4 separate regions of the Homo sapiens genome follow, and all the other regions are linked to region 4. The links are chromatin contacts, found by Hi-C or POLR2A ChIA-PET in ENCODE. All regions are on one chromosome and are shown on one strand. The core of a region is the stretch at or near the end of the contact, and the rest is flanking DNA. Distances in the headings are between cores, read along the strand shown.

The links. Hi-C counts contacts between places; a loop is a spot of excess contacts on that map. ChIA-PET counts read pairs that join two places held with the same protein, here RNA polymerase II (POLR2A). Pooled maps may share reads with other maps.
Region 1: a loop to region 4 is called in a pooled map, with 5 times the contacts of the local background. The contact joins the promoter of DUSP9 here to the enhancer-like site in region 4. A Hi-C loop is called at or near these places in 4 of 37 single-sample maps with no recorded cell type and 7 of 50 pooled maps. POLR2A ChIA-PET finds 5 or more read pairs at or near these places in 1 of 52 experiments (HEK293).
Region 2: a loop to region 4 is called in a pooled map, with 4 times the contacts of the local background. The contact joins the promoter of SLC6A8 here to the enhancer-like site in region 4. A Hi-C loop is called at or near these places in 1 of 168 maps with a recorded cell type or tissue (GM12878) and 3 of 50 pooled maps. POLR2A ChIA-PET finds 5 or more read pairs at or near these places in 2 of 52 experiments (Caco-2 and T-cell).
Region 3: a pooled map shows a loop between it and region 4 (8-fold over the local background). The contact joins the promoter of PLXNB3 here to the enhancer-like site in region 4. A Hi-C loop is called at or near these places in 5 of 50 pooled maps.

What each region holds. Positions count from the first base shown.
Region 1 is chrX:153,645,084-153,648,979 of GRCh38, reverse strand. DUSP9 (dual specificity phosphatase 9) reads right to left here and starts at 1,777. Exons shown (of 4, transcript NM_001318503.2): 1 at 1,555-1,777; 2 at 654-1,061. The coding sequence starts at 1,026.
Region 2 is chrX:153,685,346-153,689,175 of GRCh38, reverse strand. SLC6A8 (solute carrier family 6 member 8) reads right to left here and starts at 1,250. Exons shown (of 13, transcript NM_005629.4): 1 at 340-1,250. The coding sequence starts at 601. It also overlaps a transcript of PNCK not described here.
Region 3 is chrX:153,761,602-153,765,738 of GRCh38, reverse strand. PLXNB3 (plexin B3) reads right to left here and starts at 1,490. Exons shown (of 36, transcript NM_005393.3): 1 at 1,435-1,490; 2 at 159-268. The coding sequence starts at 203. It overlaps PLXNB3-AS1 (PLXNB3 antisense RNA 1), which reads left to right. Exons shown (of 3, transcript NR_199696.1): 2 at 1,890-2,029.
Region 4 is chrX:152,955,370-152,959,534 of GRCh38, reverse strand. The region is part of intron 18 of ZNF185 (zinc finger protein 185 with LIM domain); the gene reads right to left. Among named protein-coding and RNA genes, the nearest start is that of PNMA5, 37 kb to the left of the region's middle. RefSeq lists enhancers at 187-316, 327-376. Within about 2 kb of position 1,259, at least 19 of the 41 ENCODE cell types and tissues checked have a DNase peak (open chromatin) inside an H3K27ac peak, as active enhancers do.

The sequences.
Region 1 (3,896 bases), core at 528-3,027, 690 kb before region 4:
GAGGCAGGTGTGAGGGCTCAACAGAGCCGAGATGCACTGCCAGCCTTAGGGAGGACTGCGGCCATCAGCTAAAGAAAAGGAGGAACTCAGATGTCAGCTCTCTGCCTGGGCATCTCCTGACTCTCAGGGATGAAGTGGGACCCCAAGATGTGGGGGAACTTGGGGGAGAATATGGCTCAAGAAGCCAGCATCTCTATTTACAGATACTATTTCCCCGGGCTGGACACCTGACACTTTATATGCTGTTCGGGAGGCTAAGGCAGGAGGATCGCTTGAGCCCAGGAGGCTTCAGTGAGCCGTGATTGCACCAGTGCTGTCTGACCCCTGCCTCCCTTGCTCATTCCTGAGCAGGTTGGGGAGGTGGGGATACCCTTGCCGAGACCCTGGGGAGCCCGCACTTTGTAATTCGTTCTTGAGCATCCTGAGAACTAGCTCAGGTCAGGCTAATTCTCCCCATTTTCCAGGCTCAGAGACTGGGCTGCCGAGGGTGAAGAACTTCCCCACGGTCACACTCAGGCTTCCCTCCTCTCAAAGCAGCCTGGCAGGTCATCAGGGGAGGGGGGCCTCAACTCGCTTTAGAAAAAAAGAAGTGGGGCTGGCCTAAGGTCAAATGAATCCCGAACCCCCTGGAAGGAGGGCCCCGCGGCACCTACCCTGGAGGTAGTAGGCCAGGTAGCCTTCCTCTCGCAGCTTCTGCAGCAGGGTGCCCAGCACCGACTCGGCCTCCCACTCCTCGGCCTCGGCCTCGGCCTCCCCGCGCCGGCGCCGGCCCCCGCCCTGGTCGTACAGGAGCACGGGGGCAGGCGGGGGCGGCTGCAGCGGCGGCCCAGGCAGGAGCGCGCGCACCGACAGGCTGCCCCTCCGCAGGCGGCGCAGCAGGAGCGCCGGCAGGGCCACGCTCAGCGCCCCACCGATGCGCGCCGACTCGTACAGCTCGCGGCTGCGGCAGTCCAGGAGCAGGAGCCGCGGCCGCGGGGGCGACAGCTCCCGACGCAGCCACAGGCACGAGCGGCCCAGACCCTCCATGGGCGATCGGCTCCCTACACGCTGGACCACGGGCGCTGCGAAGAGAGAGAAGGCGCGGTGTGAGCTACCGGAGGGCCGAGGGGGCTCAGACTTGAAGCCGGCCCCGCGTCCTGAAGGCGGGAGCCCAGGGTCCCCCACCATGAGGACTCCCAACAAGGCGCCCCAAGAAACCCCCCAGGCAGCAGCTCGGCCCGGGGAAGGGTCCTCGAGAAGAGGGCTGAGCGGCTAACCGCCCCTTCGAGGCTCATCTTGGGGTACCCTGAGGTCGCAGCCGCCTCCCTCCATACCCCCTTTCTGCTCCTGTCTCGGTCTTCTCGCGAACGCTCCCCAAGTTCGAGCTTCCGACTCTGGCTGGGGGTGTGCGTGCGAGGAGTGCCGTTCGAGGCCTAGATCTCCCCCAGGGCCAGGTGGGCCAGGGGAACAGAGGAGGCGCCGAGGTGCTGGGCCTCAGCGAGTCCTCTCAGAGGTGGTCTGGCCCCCGGTCCCCCATCTCCCCCTACCCCTAGGAGAGAACAAAAGGAAAGAGACCTGGAGCGAGATCCGGCGGTGGACGACCGCGCGTGGACGTTCTGGCCACGGCCACTGCCACGGCGGAACGCGAGGCGCCGTCCCGCGGCAGAGAGTCCCCAGGCCTGGCCGCCAGGAGAGGGCGGGGCGGCGGTGCAGGCTCGCACGTGGAAGCCGAGCCCCGCGCAGCCCGCGCAGCCCGCGCACCGGCCGCTTCCTGGCAGCCGGACCCAGCTTCCACCTTGGAAACTGCCTTCGGACGTGGAGTTACAACTCCGAGGGGCGGGCCGGGGCGGGGCTCCGGGGGCGGGCCCGGCGGGCCGGTGAGCCAACGGGTGCTAGCCGAAGCAGTCGGGTGGGACCTGCGAGTCGGCTGAGCTGGGGCTTCCACCGAGGCGGGACGGGGTCGGGGCAGAGGCCAAGGGCAGGTCAGGGGCCCAGCAGGGGACCAGCTGCGGCTCCCCTGGCCGGCGCCAGCCTGGCCTCGGGAGGCAGGGGGAGGGGTGAGGACCAGAGCCCAGCCCCTCTGCCGCAGAAGCTGCCTCCAGCCCAACTCACAGGGTGATACTGGAGCATCTTCTCCCCTGCCTGGATCTCAGTGGCCCCATCTCTGTAATGGGCTCAGAGCTAGCAGCTTGGGCAAACTTGGGATGCCACCGAAATCACGGAGGGGAGGAGGAGGCAGGACCAGAAACTTAGTGCAGCTTTGGCCCAGAGGTCTGCTGCAGGGCTAGGCAGGCAGGGGTAGCTCCTGGATACCTACCAATACCAGCCCGCTTCACTCGCACAGGACTGGCCAAAAGCACCCAGGAACCCTGAGCTCCCAGCCCTAAACTGGGGCACTCTGCTCTTATCACATTACTGATCCTAAGAGTCACCCGTGGCTCCCCCCTCTGCCTCCTTCCCTTAACCCCCCTTCGGCTAATCAAAGTGGAAAGAACTAGTTTCTACCTAAATATCTCTCACATCCACGCCTCTCTCCCCTGTCCCTTGCCCTAGCCGAGGGCTCAAATTCATCAGCTTTAGGCCAGGTCACTGTCACGTCTTGCACAACAGTCTCCCTGCCTCCGGGCCTGCAACGACCTGCCCTCCACCCTGCCCTGCCCAGCCCTGCCCAACGTCAGAATGCCATCCACTCAACCAAGGCTGGTGGCCTCCATCCTTTCCTCCATGGGCACAACAGGCGGGACAGATCCACAGGCAGCAAGAGCACTGGACAAGGTCTCAGGTGTGGTGAGCACTGAGGCAGGAGACCAGGGTCAGGGGGAGGTGTCCACAATGCTGATCTGGCTAAAAGTCCCTTCTCTGCTTAAAGCTCAACAAAAGCAAATAACAGTGTTGAAGGAAAATGTACGCCAGATAAGATAAAGCTCATACCCAACTAAAAGGTTAAGACCCCTGTAGATAAATGGGCAAAGAACCTGAAAACACTGCATACTGCAGGAAGGAGGGAATGCGGTGGCCTAACAAATATTTGGGGGAAGGTTCAACTTCAGGCGTGGAAGGAAAGCCACTCCAATAAACAAGTAACAATGACCAACGAGGTAACACTTCCCACCTACTGCATTAGAAATGTTCTCATTTTTGAGAACACGCAGTGCTGGCAAGATTGCTGTGAAATCAGCGTGCTGTTCAACTGTTGCAGGGTTATATATTGGTACGGCCCCTTTGGAAATTAATCTGGCAATATCAAGAGCTAGGAAAAAATCCCAACCCTTTGACCACTTTTGGGAATCTAAGGAACTAAAGTAAAAGAAAGCAAAGTTATGCACACGAGGATGGGCACCACAAAGCATTTTTCTAACAAGTGGAAAATGCAAAGCAAACTACGAGTCTAAAGACTCCTCTCAGGAGCCATGGAGTTAGAGGAGAAAATGTCTCAGGTCATGGTTAGGTAAGAGGGCAGGTGACGGAAAGCTAGGTGGGTCACCTCTAAGGGGCTTCCAGTTTGCCTCTCTCCCTCCCTTTCGGGCAGTGGGCTGCTAGCCGGGGACTCCCAGGACCCTGGCACTGGGCTGCTTTCCGGCCACACCCCCCATGTCCCTGCGTCTAACAAGAGTCCTAATTCCTGCATCCAAGGGCTTTGGGCAGCTGGACTGTGCCCTTCCTTCTCTCACCCAGTGGGCAAGGGCCCCAGCCCAGGCCTCCCTCCTATGCCCCCTGCCCAGATTCTGAGATTCTGCTCATTCTTCAGGCCCCCTCCTCCAGGCAGCCTTCCCAACTCGGAGCCAGTAGTCTCCCTCCTCTGTGCTCCCTAGTGTGGTCACTTTCCCCCTTTCTCAGTGTGTTCCTGGGGCAGGGACTTTGTCTTCTGTTTTCTGTCCACAGCCTAGCTCCACAGTGGTGGAGGTGGACACCGGCAC
Region 2 (3,830 bases), core at 1-2,500, 730 kb before region 4:
GGGGGCAGCCAGGGCTCCTTACCTCGCGGAGACCCCAAGGCGCAGGCCTGCTTTCCCACCTCGGCGGCCAATCGCTCCTCCCAGCCCGGGAGTCTGGGGGGCAGCCTCGCGGGCATCGCCGGCCCCCTCCCCCCACCATGCCAGGCACATGACTGCGAGGGGGGTGGAGGCGCCCGGCCCGGCCACCGAGCGGCAGCGGCGGACGAGGGGCGGCCCCGACCCCCGCGTGCCCGGGGGCCACCCGTTGCCCGGACTTCACCCCTCCGCGGCGGCTCCGGGGGTCGGGCGGGGGCCGGCGGCCTGCTGGGGGAGGAGGCCGCGGCGGGCGGGGGAACTCACCTCCGCCGTTCTTGTAGCACAGGTAGGGGAAGCGCCACACGTTGCCCAAGCCCACGGCGAAGCCCACGCACGACATGATGAAGTCCATCTGGCGCGTCCAGGTCTCGCGCGGCGGCACGGCCAGGCGGCCGCCGGGTGTCCCCAGGCCCACGGGGCCGTCGCCCTTGGCCGGGGCCCCGTCGGGCCCGGGCGCGATGAGGGGGCCCTTCTTCTCGTCGCCGGACACGCTATAGATGCCGTTCTCGGCGCTCTTCTTCGCCATGGCCTCGGCGGGCCGCACGGCCGGGCCGGGGTCGCGGCGCCTCACGGGGGGCGGCGGTCAGGCGGGGGGCACCGGCGGCACCGGGGAGGGCCCCGAGGGCGCGGGCCGGCCGGGGGCCGGGGGGCGGCCGGGCCGGGGGACGGGGCGGCGGGCGGGCGGCGGGGTGCGGGGCGCGGGCGGCGCAGTCAGAAGCAGTCCACGAAGCACTTGAAAGTGAGCCTGAAGAATCTCATGTGTGTCGGGGGCCCGGGGGCGCGCGGGCGGCGGCGGGGCCCGGCCGGGCGGCGGCGGCGGCGGCGGCGGCTCCCGAGGCTCCTGCCCGCGGCTCGGGCGGCGGCGGCTGCGGCGGCTCCTCGCCCGACCCGAGGCTCAGCCTAGCGGGGCGCGGGCGACATCGGCGCCCGCGGTCTGCAAGCGGCGGCCGGAGCAGGGGCCTGTGGCCCGCGCCCCCCGCCCCGGCCGGGGCCCGCGGAGGCTGCCCGGCTGGCCCGCGACTCCGGTGGCGGTGGTGGCGGCGGCGGCGGTGGCGGCGGCGGCGGCGGCTCGGGCGCGCCTCGCCCTCTCCTTCCCGGCGGCGGCGGCTGCAGCCGCTCTCGGGGCCGCGGCGGGCTCAGCGACTCGCCACCTCGCTCCGACTATCCCTCTCTTCCCCGTCCCCGGCCGGCCGCCGCTTAAAAACCGACTCCGGGGTGATGTCACTATCGCCCCACCCCCACGGCCGGCCGGCCCCCCTCCCCCTCCCCCTCCCGCATCCCTCCCTCCCGCCCTCCTCGTCACACTCCGCCCACCTCCTCCCTGCCCTCCTCCCGGGGAGGAGACGCCGCTCCAGCGGGAGGCAGGATGGTTGCTACCTGGGGCGGCCGCCAGCTCCTCCCGCAGGGCTCCGGGCCGCCCCTCGCCCCAGGGTCGCCGGCTCCTAGTGCAGCCCAGGCTTCCCGGCCGGCCCCTCCCAGCCCTGGGAAGACGTCCCCCGGGCCCCCTCAGCCCTCCGCCTCCCCTTCTCTCCCTTTCTCCCCGCTCCTGGCAGGCTGCAGCCGTCTCCTCCCGGTGCTCCCTCCTTCCTTGAGCTCTCTCCACCGCTGCCCACTGGGGGCTACAGCTTCCCGGCTACCCTGGAAGCTGGAGGCCGGGACCAGCTCTTCAGGTGACAGGCCTCTGTGTCTCCACAGTGGGCAGAGGGGAGCCTGCCTGGCTGATGAGCAAGCCTCGACTTTGTCATCAAGGCAGAGAAGGGGCCCGGGTAAATGACCCCGGCGGCCCCCACCCCTGCCTGGCGTGAGAGTGGGTAGGGGCTTCGGACTTGAGGGGACTGGAGCGGGAACAAGGCAAGGCTGCCCCCTGGTGCCTGGCAGGTGCACAGACCCTTCCCCAAAGGCCTCAGGCCTGAGGTCCTGGCTGCCCGCCCCCCACCCACCCCGTGTTCCTCTCCCCAGGACCCCCCAGGCCTCCCTAGCAAGAGCCAGCTTGTTGGGCTGCCTCTCCGCCGCCAGCTGAGCAGCTTGTTTAGAATTTTCTAGGGCTAAGAGTAGCCTGGGGGTGGGGTGGGGAAGGAAGTGGTCATTGTCCTGGCCTGGGAGGTAAAGTGTGCCCCCCTCAGCTTCAAGCTCCCTGATCTGATCGTGGACACTGCAGTCCCCAGATGGCTCATCCCGTTAAGCTAAGCCCGCGGCCATCCGTCCAGCTTTAGGAAGAAAAGCAGTTCCGGCCCAAGCCAGATTGAGCTTGCTGGGTGAGGGAGGGACAGTGTCCCCACCCAGGCTTGGAGGAGGAGCCTCAAGGGGTGTGTGTGGTTGGGGGAGACAGGCGGTGTCACCTGTGCTTAGACCAGGGGTGGTGGGTGGGTACCCCTGAGGTGGCAAGGTCACACTGCTCATCAGAAGTTTCTCACTAGGGTCTTCTCTGGCCCAGCCTTTGACTGAAGCTGGTCTGGAGACAGGGGCATTAGAGAAGTGACTCATAGATGGCCTAAAGAAGCGGGGCCACTCAAGGACCCAGGACAGAGGGAAGAGGGCCAACCCAGCTGGACCACAGGCAAACCCCATTGCCTTTGAGAGAAAGAAGAGGACCCGGTGAAGTAGGCTCGGAGGGCCTCAGCCCAGCAGGAGTGCGGGGTGGGCGCGTGATGTCATCGAAGGGAGGACGGTGACCTGGGGGAGGGCCGCTTTGAGGGAGAGTGCAGGCCACGGCCAGACAGCTCTGGGAGCCGCGGGCAGGGGAGACTTTCAGATGTTGCTTGTCAAAGGGGTGGGGGTGGAAGGGAGAGAAAGCAGAGGCTCGAGAAGGATGTAGGAGAGCTGATGGCACTTTGGGGAAGTGACCACTGCTGCGGTTACTCCTCCGGTGGGTTCCGAGGCCAGGGACAGGATCATGAGGGAGTCGCCACCCCTGACTGCTGCTGCCTTTGTGAGATCAGAGGAGGCCGAGGCAGAGGGCGAGGTGGCCAGGCTGGAGGGTACTGGAGACAGAAGTGAAGGGTGGGGGGCTGTCCAGAATGGCTGCCACTGCTCCATGGACCCTCGGAGTGGGAGCCCCCACATCTGAGGGGAGGTCCAGTGGGCCCCCATACCTGACTCCCACGACCTCCTGGAACTGGGCTCTTCTCCAGGCAGCCACCCCTTCCCACACCCACCTTCTTCCCCGCCCTTTGCCAGCCCAGCCTGGGGTGCACCCACTACCAGCCCCTGGGCCAGGCCCTGCCTCCCGCCCCCAGCTGGTCTGGACCCCATAGTGACTGTGAACTCCTCCTCACGGCCTGGGCCAGACCCCAAACTGCATTCTCTGAGCAGCCAGAGGGACCCTCCTGAAGCACAAATCTGACCAGCCCCTCCTTTATCTCATCCCTTCTTTGGGCTTTTCTGTGCCCTGGAGGTAGAACTAAATTTTTCTCCAAGACTACGAGATGGAGTGTGATGGGGCTGTGCCCTCCCAGCCTCGGGGCGTTCCCCCTGAGTTTTCCCTCCACGCGGGGCCCACAGCCTGGGCTTCCCTTTCTCTGCTGACCTCCAGGACTCTGTCCCAGGAGGCTCCTGAGGGAGGTTCAGGAACCCTCCCCACGTCGGCCACCCTGGGAGCCGCCCCTGCCCAGCCAGGGCGAGCTGGGCCTCTTTGAGCAGTGCATGAAGTTCAGGCTGGTAAGGCTGGAGTTCCCGGCGGGGAGCTCCGGCCGGAGCTCTGGTCTCTGTCACAGGCTCTGACCCGGGCGGCCAGTGACAGGGTCTTCTGAGGCTGC
Region 3 (4,137 bases), core at 241-2,740, 810 kb before region 4:
GAAGAGCACGGACACTTCCTGCGGACCCCGGGCTATCTGGGGCAGTGTCTGCCATGAGGGAGGCTGCAGCCTGTATGTCCTGGGCCTGGCCACAGCCATCCTGCCCTACCCTGCCCCTCCCAGGAACATTTCTGGGGACACCGGGCCTGGGCACTTACCATGAAGTGGTGCAGCAGAGGGGTCTCCTGGGCGGCGTGGCACATACGCTCAGTTCAGCTGCCCCAGGGCAGTGGCGATGGGCATGAGATGGCTGCGGGGGGGCATTGTCCTGAGTGGGAGGGAGACAGTCGAGGCTCAGCCCCATTCGAGCTGGCCTGGGGAAGGAGGGGCGGCGGTGGGGGTGGCGCCCAGGGCCTAGCGACCGGGCTCCCTCACAGCTGGCAGCTTTGTCAATAGTGGCCAGGCCAAGGCAGCCCTGCCTCCACCACAACAATGTTCCCTCTGTCCAGAGGCCAGGCCAGGGCCCCACTCGCTAGTGCTGTCACCCCCACTGGGCTGTTCTGGACAGGGGGCTCCTTGCCACTTCCCACCCTCAGGGAGCCACCCCCGGGATCCGGGGACAAAGGGCCGGGGTTTCCTCCAGCCAGCCCTCCCCCTCTGGCCCTGCAACCCCTGTGTCACTAAGCATGCCCCTCCCTGGCTCCCCGGGTCCCTGTGAAGGGCACGGGGTGGACCTTGGAGCCCCTGCAAATGCCGGCTGGTAGCCTTGGGGCCTGGGTGAAGTGCCAGTCCTGGCCCTCAATGCCTGCCTTTGTCCAAAAGATCTTCCTCCACACCCCCAGCCCAGCCCTGCCCCTGGGGACTGGTGAAGTGGTGCCAGGTACAGCATGGTGGCAGCGAGCAGGACCACGGGAGGAGGCTGCTTGAGATGGGCTGAGGCAGAGGGTCCACAGGCCGGGGCTGTCCACCCCACCCTCTGAAGCACCGTCCTGCTGGCCTAGATGCCATCCATGCAGGGGATGGGGAAGGGAGGGGCACCTAGCAGCTAGACCCCCTGTCACCCTCACAGGCCACCCTGGCCAGTGGCACAGGAGCAGGTGCACTGGGGATGGGGTCTCTGCCTCCCCCACAGCACGGCAGCAGTAGGCTCCAGGGCAAGGTGGCAGTGGGCTGCTGTCACCTGGCTGGGCCAGTTGGGTGGCTGTGGGGGTGGGGAGCCAGGCGGGCAGCCTCTCTACCCTGTACCCTGCCCGAGGCTGGCGTTGGCTTTCCCATTTCGGGGAAGAAACATGGTTCCCCACCTCCTAACCCCAGGGCTACCACTTGGGGGACACCGTGCTCCCAGACACCTAGTGCCGTCGTCAGGCTGGGCCGACACCCGAGCGCTCTTGCCTGACCCCAGCCAGTTGGCCCTGAGACCCTGATGCCTTGCCCTGAGGCTGGTAGCCCCTGCACCCCAAGCCCAAGCCCAAGCCTGCCCCAGCTCTTGCCTACCTGGTGGGCCACCGGCGAGGGCCAAGTAGCAGCTGGCGGTGCCAGGAGCACGTCTCACAGAGCCCCAGCCTCCCTCCCCACAATGCAATCGTGCCCAGTCCGACTCATCCCAACAAGCCCGGCCAGGCAGCCCAGCCTCTCTCCGCCCGCCCCTTTGCCCAATGGCACAGGGCAGGATGTTGCTGCCCTCTGCTGGCCGCAGCGGGCATGATGGAGTACTGACCGTGGGCACCTGGCAGGTGAGAGACGGCAGCGCCCTCCTATTGGGTGGGCATTCCATAACCTGGCACGAAGCACCTACTGGATGCCAGGCTTGGGCTTGGCACTGGCACCATCCAGAAACAAACACAGGTTGGGAAACTGAGGCACAGGAGGTTAGGAAACTTGAATAAAGTCACACAGCTAGTATGTGGCAAGGCTGAGTCAATCACAGGGCCCCTTCACTTAACCGTCAGGCTACATGACCTTGAACCATGAACCTTGGCAGGCGTTGGGCAGGAGATGGAGCTGAGGCCTACCCCAGGCCAGGCCTGGACGTGACATGCCCACGTGGCGTTGAGGAAAAACCAGTGTTTCCCACCGACTGGAACACAAGGTTGGTCAAGGGCCGTCTCCCAGGGTGTGGCGGAGGTCAGCAAATCAGGTGGGGTCTTTGTGGCCAGGCTTGAGAACTTGAACTTGTCTCGCCATGGGCAACTGCAAGCTGGTGGCACTGGGGCAGAGAATGTGGGGAGGCCTGGTCCAGTGGTGGTCATGGGCATGGAGAGAGGCGGGCGCGTTCTAGAGGCGCTCTGGGGAGGCAGCATTCTGAAGACTGTGCGTTGGACCCAGGGCAGGAGGCGAAGGCAGGAGAATCCAGGCGACCCTGGGGCTTTTCTGCTGGGGCACTGTTCCCCCTGTGGCAGGGCCATCCACAGAGGGGCTGGCGGAAGTGGGAGGACGGTAAGACTGAGGGGCCCATGAGGGAGGAGGAAATGGTGATGGGGCTGGGGAGGCCTGGGGGTGAGAAGCTTGGCTCAGGTGGCTGGAGCCCTGGGGGCGGCCAGGGTATAGGGCCAGGTGTTGGCCCTGGAGCTCAAAGGCCCAGCAGACTCGGGGTATGGGTGCTTCCCTGAGCAGCTGTGTCATTCTTTCCAACCTGCATGGAGAGAAATGGGGCACAGAGGTGGGTAACTTGCCCAGGGCCATGACCTGACGTCGTTTCTTCAGAGTGCATTCCACAGAGATGGGATTTGAACCTGGGCATTCTGGCACGGGCCACGCTCTGGACCACTGGGCCCCAGATCCACAGCTTCTCACCTGCAGCCGCTGAGGATGTGGAGGCAGACCAGGCAGGCCCGTGGGAAGGACCACCAAAAAGCGAGTGAGCAGCCGGCGAGGGGTCTCTCCCCAACAGGAAGGCCAGGCAGCCTTGAAGGAGCCAGGGAGGGATTTAGAAGCTCCAGGAGGGGAGGCTTGGGGGAGCCAGCTGGCCTCTCTCCCTCTCCCTGTCCTTCCCCCCATGCCTACCCCAACACACACACACATGTCCTTGCTGGCCCCGGATGAGACAGACGCCTGCAATCTGGCATGGGGAATGGGTTTCTCCTTCCTTTCCACAGAAGAAAATAAATCAGGCTGGGCGTCGTGGCTCCCGCCTGTAATCCCAGCACTTTGGGAGCCTAAGGCAGCAGGATCACTTGGGCCCAGGAGTTCTAGACCAGCATGGGCAACATAGTGAGACCCCCATCTCTATAAAAAAATTTAAAAATTAGCCAGGCATGGTGGTGCGAGCCTGTAGTCCCAGCTACTTGGGAGGCTGAAGTGGGAGGATCGCCTGAGCCTGGGAGTTGGTGCCTGCAGTGAGCCGTGATGGTGCCATTGCACTCTAGCCTGGGTGACAGTGCAAGACTCTGTCTTTAAAAAAAAAAGAAAAGAAAGAAAGAAAAAAGAAAATAAATCCATCCACAGGCAGCACCATTTTCATAAATATGTGTGTATATGGCCTGCATATGCACCTTCTACGCTTTCTGAGCAGATAAGAGGCGTGGCTATGGCAGCCCCTGGTCTGAAGCTGGTGTAACCAGAAAGGATCTAGGCTGGTTTGGGGAACCGGAACATCTTATGTCAGGGGAGTCGTGCTGGATTTATCCTGCAATGGCCGGGTCCCCTCACCAAGGGATGGGAAGGCAGCGTCAACTGATCTGGTGTCGTCTCCTTGCTGTGTGCCAGGCTTCTCAATGCTGGAAGGGGACTCGTTGGGTCAGTGGGACGTGGGCTTCACGTTTGCTGGGCTGAAGACGTAGCTCTCCATGCTGGCATCCCAGCGGACACCCCCACTGCCACTGCTGCACCACGTCTTCACGTACACCAGAGAGCAGACTTGAGAGTTTCTGCGCATACAGTGGGTGTGAAATGGTGCCCTGCTGGGTTTTGAATCGGCATTCCTTGACCACCGGCCATATTGCAGCACTTTTCATTTCTTCTGTCAAATGCCCGTGCATGTCTTGGCTTACACTTTGCAGGTGTTCTGTATTTTCCACACCAATCCCTGGGGTGTATGTCTTCGGCCTACCTGTTACTTGTCTTCTCAGTTTGCTGATGTATCATGTGATAAACAGAAAGTCTTAATTTTAATATCATAGCATTTATCAATCTGATTTCTTTTTTTGAGACGGGGTCTCGCTCTGTCGTGCAGGCTGGGGTGCATTGGCGCAATCATGG
Region 4 (4,165 bases), core at 10-2,509:
GTCTCCTCCTCAGTAGGACCCCCGCAGTGCTGCTCCTTTCTGACAAGGGCAAAGTCACCTGACGACTTCAATGAGGTGTTAAAAGACATCGTCTTCTGGCTGGAAACACACTGGTATTCTTGTCCCCATCCTCCCACTGCCATCTCTCCTTTCTCCAGTTCTTTCCCGCCTCCGGCCTCTCTAGGAAGACCTAAGCCATTCAGCCTTCTTCCCTGACCATGGTGCTCAAGACCTGTGCGCTGGCCAGGCTCATCAAATACCCGGCAGTCTAGGGAGGAGCTTCTCCCCCAAGCTACCCTGGAGGGCTCGGTAGGGGCAAGGGTAGGGGAGTGCGCACGTGTTGGTCACCAGATTCCCAAATCCGCTGTTGACCCCACAAAGGGGGGAAGGGCCAGGAGAATCCAAAATTTCTTAGGCGGGGCCATTATGAGAACCCTAGACCCATTTGTGATCCTCGAGCGCCATCTGGCGGCAGGAACCGGGACTGCTGCAGAAAAAGCCTCTCCACGGTCGATCTCGCCCAAAACAACCATTTTCTTTGTTGATCGTCTCATTTCCCGGCGAGCACCGCAGGCAGAGTCTGCGGCTGCAGGAAATGGCGGCACGCGCAGGCGTACTCACGCCGGCCGCACCCCGGCCTGTGCACGCACGATCTCAGCGCGCGTGCGTGCACCCGCCCACTTATCGTTGTGACCGCGTAGTTTTCACATGTGGAACCTTCTTGTCTTCTTTATTGGAAGTAGTCATAGCTATTCCTGGAAAGCAATAGCATTTTCATCCCCTGCCCCCCTTTTTTTTTTTTTGAGACGGAGTTTCGGTCTGTCGCCCAGGCTGGAGTGCAGTGGTGTGATCTCGACTCACTGCAACCTCCGCCTCCCGGGTTCCAGAGATTCTGGGACTACAGGCGCCCGCTGCCACGCGTGGCTAATTCTTTGTATTTTAGTAGAGACGGGGCTTCACCTTGTTGGCCAGGCTGGTTGTGAACTCCTGAACTCAGGCAATCCGCCCGCCTCGGCCTCTCAAACTGCTGGGATTACAGGCGTGAGCCACCGTGCCTGGCCATCCCTTTTTTTTTACAGATGAAAAAGTTGACATAAGGGTCCAATTTGCAACTAATAGTAGTCAAAATGGAACTTCCTTGTTCCTGCTGCAGTTCAACCTGATCAGGTGACTCCTGCTACATACACTTTTAGCGTCTCTAAACTTAGTTCCTCCCACCTAACCCCAGCTGCTTCTCTTCCCCTTCCAGCAGCCAAACTCCTTAGAAAGAGCTGTCTACGCTCACTCTTGTCACCTTTTCCTTCCTTTCTTACCATCAACATTCCATGGAACCTATTAATTGCTTCTGGAAAACTGAGTTCCTTCTGGGTTACACATTACGCCCGGGAGGCAGCAAATTCTTACAGAAATGGTGACATCTTACGAAAGATAACTTACAGTGGAACATTCCAAATGAACAACAACACACTGAAGTGCATTTTAAAAAAAAATTCTTTTGTGTTGTGGCTTGGCTCCCGGGGCAATGGTGCAGAGAGCCAGATCACCAGGGCCACTCAGGGAAAGGGAGCCCAGAAGCCTGGCATGCCAGCAAAAGGGTAAATATCTCTTCCCAGTCAGATTTCAGGCTTCTCTCTCTCTGTGCAAACTGATTGTAAAATCACTGTTTATCTCCTCTGTAAAATTTTAATTAATGCAAAAAGGAATTCTGAGGCTGTCTAGTCTTAAGCTGTAGTCAATCTGGTATATTTTGTGCTATAAAGTCGTTTTTCTGTGTCGAGGGGTACCTTAGGATAAAACATGGGCTTGGGCCCCCATAAGCTTGCTGCTCAAGATGGCCCAGCAAGCTGGTCAGTGACAAACTTTGCTGCAGGTCCCTGAAACCAACAAAAAACTGGACAAGGTCGCCATCCTGTTTTATGTCCTTGGGAGCTTGACCTTGTAACCATGTGGCAGTACTTTCTCCTTGTCTCTACCTTCCAGGGAACAGGAATTTTAGGGTTCATATCATAGTTAGTTCTAAAAATTATCTTGACTAGTTAAAAGCCTTTGCAAGCTCAAAATTAACTACTCTAGACTCCTTCTGGGCTCAGTAGTTAAGGTTTTGCCCTTTCACAGTGGCAGTCTGGGTTCGATTCCTGGCTTAGGAAATAAGTCCTTTCTGGTTTAATATCTGCATGACCTTGTCTATACCTTTCTCCTCCATGGACTGTCTTAAATTTTCCTTTGAGCACCTGGGAGTTCGAGACCAGCCTGGCCAACATGATGAAACCCCCTCTCTACTAACATACAAAAAAAAAAAAATAGCCAGACATGGTGGCACACGCCTGTAGTCCCAGCTGCTCCAGAGGCTGAGGCAGGAGAACTGCTTGAACTGGGGAGACAGAGGTTGCAGTGAGCCGAGATCATGCCACTGTCAGCCTAGGCGACAGAACAAGACTCCGTCTCAAAAAAAAAAAAAAAATTAACCTTGTAAAAAATTTTATGTATGATAATACTAAATTTAAAAGGGTATTATTAGGTTTTTCCATAAATTGAACATGGACATAAAAGCACAACAGGTTTTCTTAGAGCACTAATCTGCTCTTCAACAAAAATTGTAAAGGGTTATAAAAGGTTTATAAAATTCTTACCTTATGTTCAAACTGATTAAGATTGAATACATTTGTCTATAAGGTTTTATTTAAGAATTGGGTTTGACATCGATAATGCACTAATGCAACAGTGACATTTGGCTTATTTGGTATAAAAATCATGGGAGGCATTGTCAAAATAAAAATACTGTTTTGTTTTGTTTTGAGACTGAGTTTTGCCCTCGTTGCCCAGGCTGGAGTGCAATGGCATGATCTCTGCTCACTGCAACCTCCACCTCCTGGGTTCAGGCGATTCTCCAGTCTTAGCCTCCCGAGTAGCTGGGATTACAGGTGCATGCCACCATGCCTGGCTAATTTTTCTATTTTTAGTGGAGACAGGGTTTCACCATGTTGGCCAGGCTGCTCTTGAACTCCTGACCTCAGGTTATCCGCCTGCCTCGGCCTCCGAGAGTGCTGGGATTACAGGTGTAAGCCACCGCGCTTGGCCAATAAAAATAATGTTTAATCTTCAGGGTATATTTTTAGTGAATTATATTAATATATATTCCAAAATTATATGGGGTTTCTAAAATTCTAATATGTATATCAAGTGCAGATTATAAAAATTCAGTCATACAGGATTAATGAAAAGATCACTTAGTGAAGTGAGTAGACTCTTCGTCTAGCTCATTCTTTATTTTATTTAATTTAGGCAGTTTGTTTTATGGGGACCTCAGGTAAACAGCATACTTCAAACTCTGGGTATTATCCTACTGGTAGTCATAGTAGTCTCCCCAGTGCACTGTATTCTCTCAAAGGTTTCAAATGTTTGCATGCAGCCATCTCTGAAATGTCAAATGGTCTCTCTTCAACTGGAATAACAAAACTGATTGAAATGTATGATTATGAGGACATCATAACCTATGAATGACATGCTGAGACTGGAAACCTAAAATGATGGTAACTAGGTAACTAAAAGTGGTGCTAAGGCCCTAAGTTTTGGTCACACTCTCACCTAAGTGAGAACCTGGCCAATAAGGGGAAATATTTTTTTTTTTTTTTTTTAGGTGGAGTCTCGCTCTGTCACCAGGCTGGAGTGCAGTGGCGTGATCTTGGCTCACTGCAACCTCTGACTGCCAGGTTCAAGTGATTCTCTTGCCTCAGCCTCCCGAGTAGCTGGGATTACAGGCGCATGCCACCGCGCCCGGCTAATTTTTGTATTTTTAGTAGAGACAGGGTTTCACCATGTTGGCCATGATGGTCTCGATCTCCTGAGCTCGTGATCTGCCCGCCTCAGCCTCCCTAAGTGCTGGGATTACAGGCATGAGCCACCACGCCCAGCCAAGGGGAATTTTTTAAACAAAATTCTGGCAAGCCATTGTTGTGTACTGAGCTCATGCACTAGGACCCAACAGACCAAACCAAACAAAATGGAGTTGCTCATGCTAAATGTAACATAATCAAACTAAGACTTTAAGGAAACAAATAGTTATTAAAACAGACCAGGTTTTGTTTTTGTCCTGTAAACAGAACATTCTAGCATAAAGAGGTACCTTCTACTCAGTCCTTATTCTCTCCTTACAAAACCCACTGTC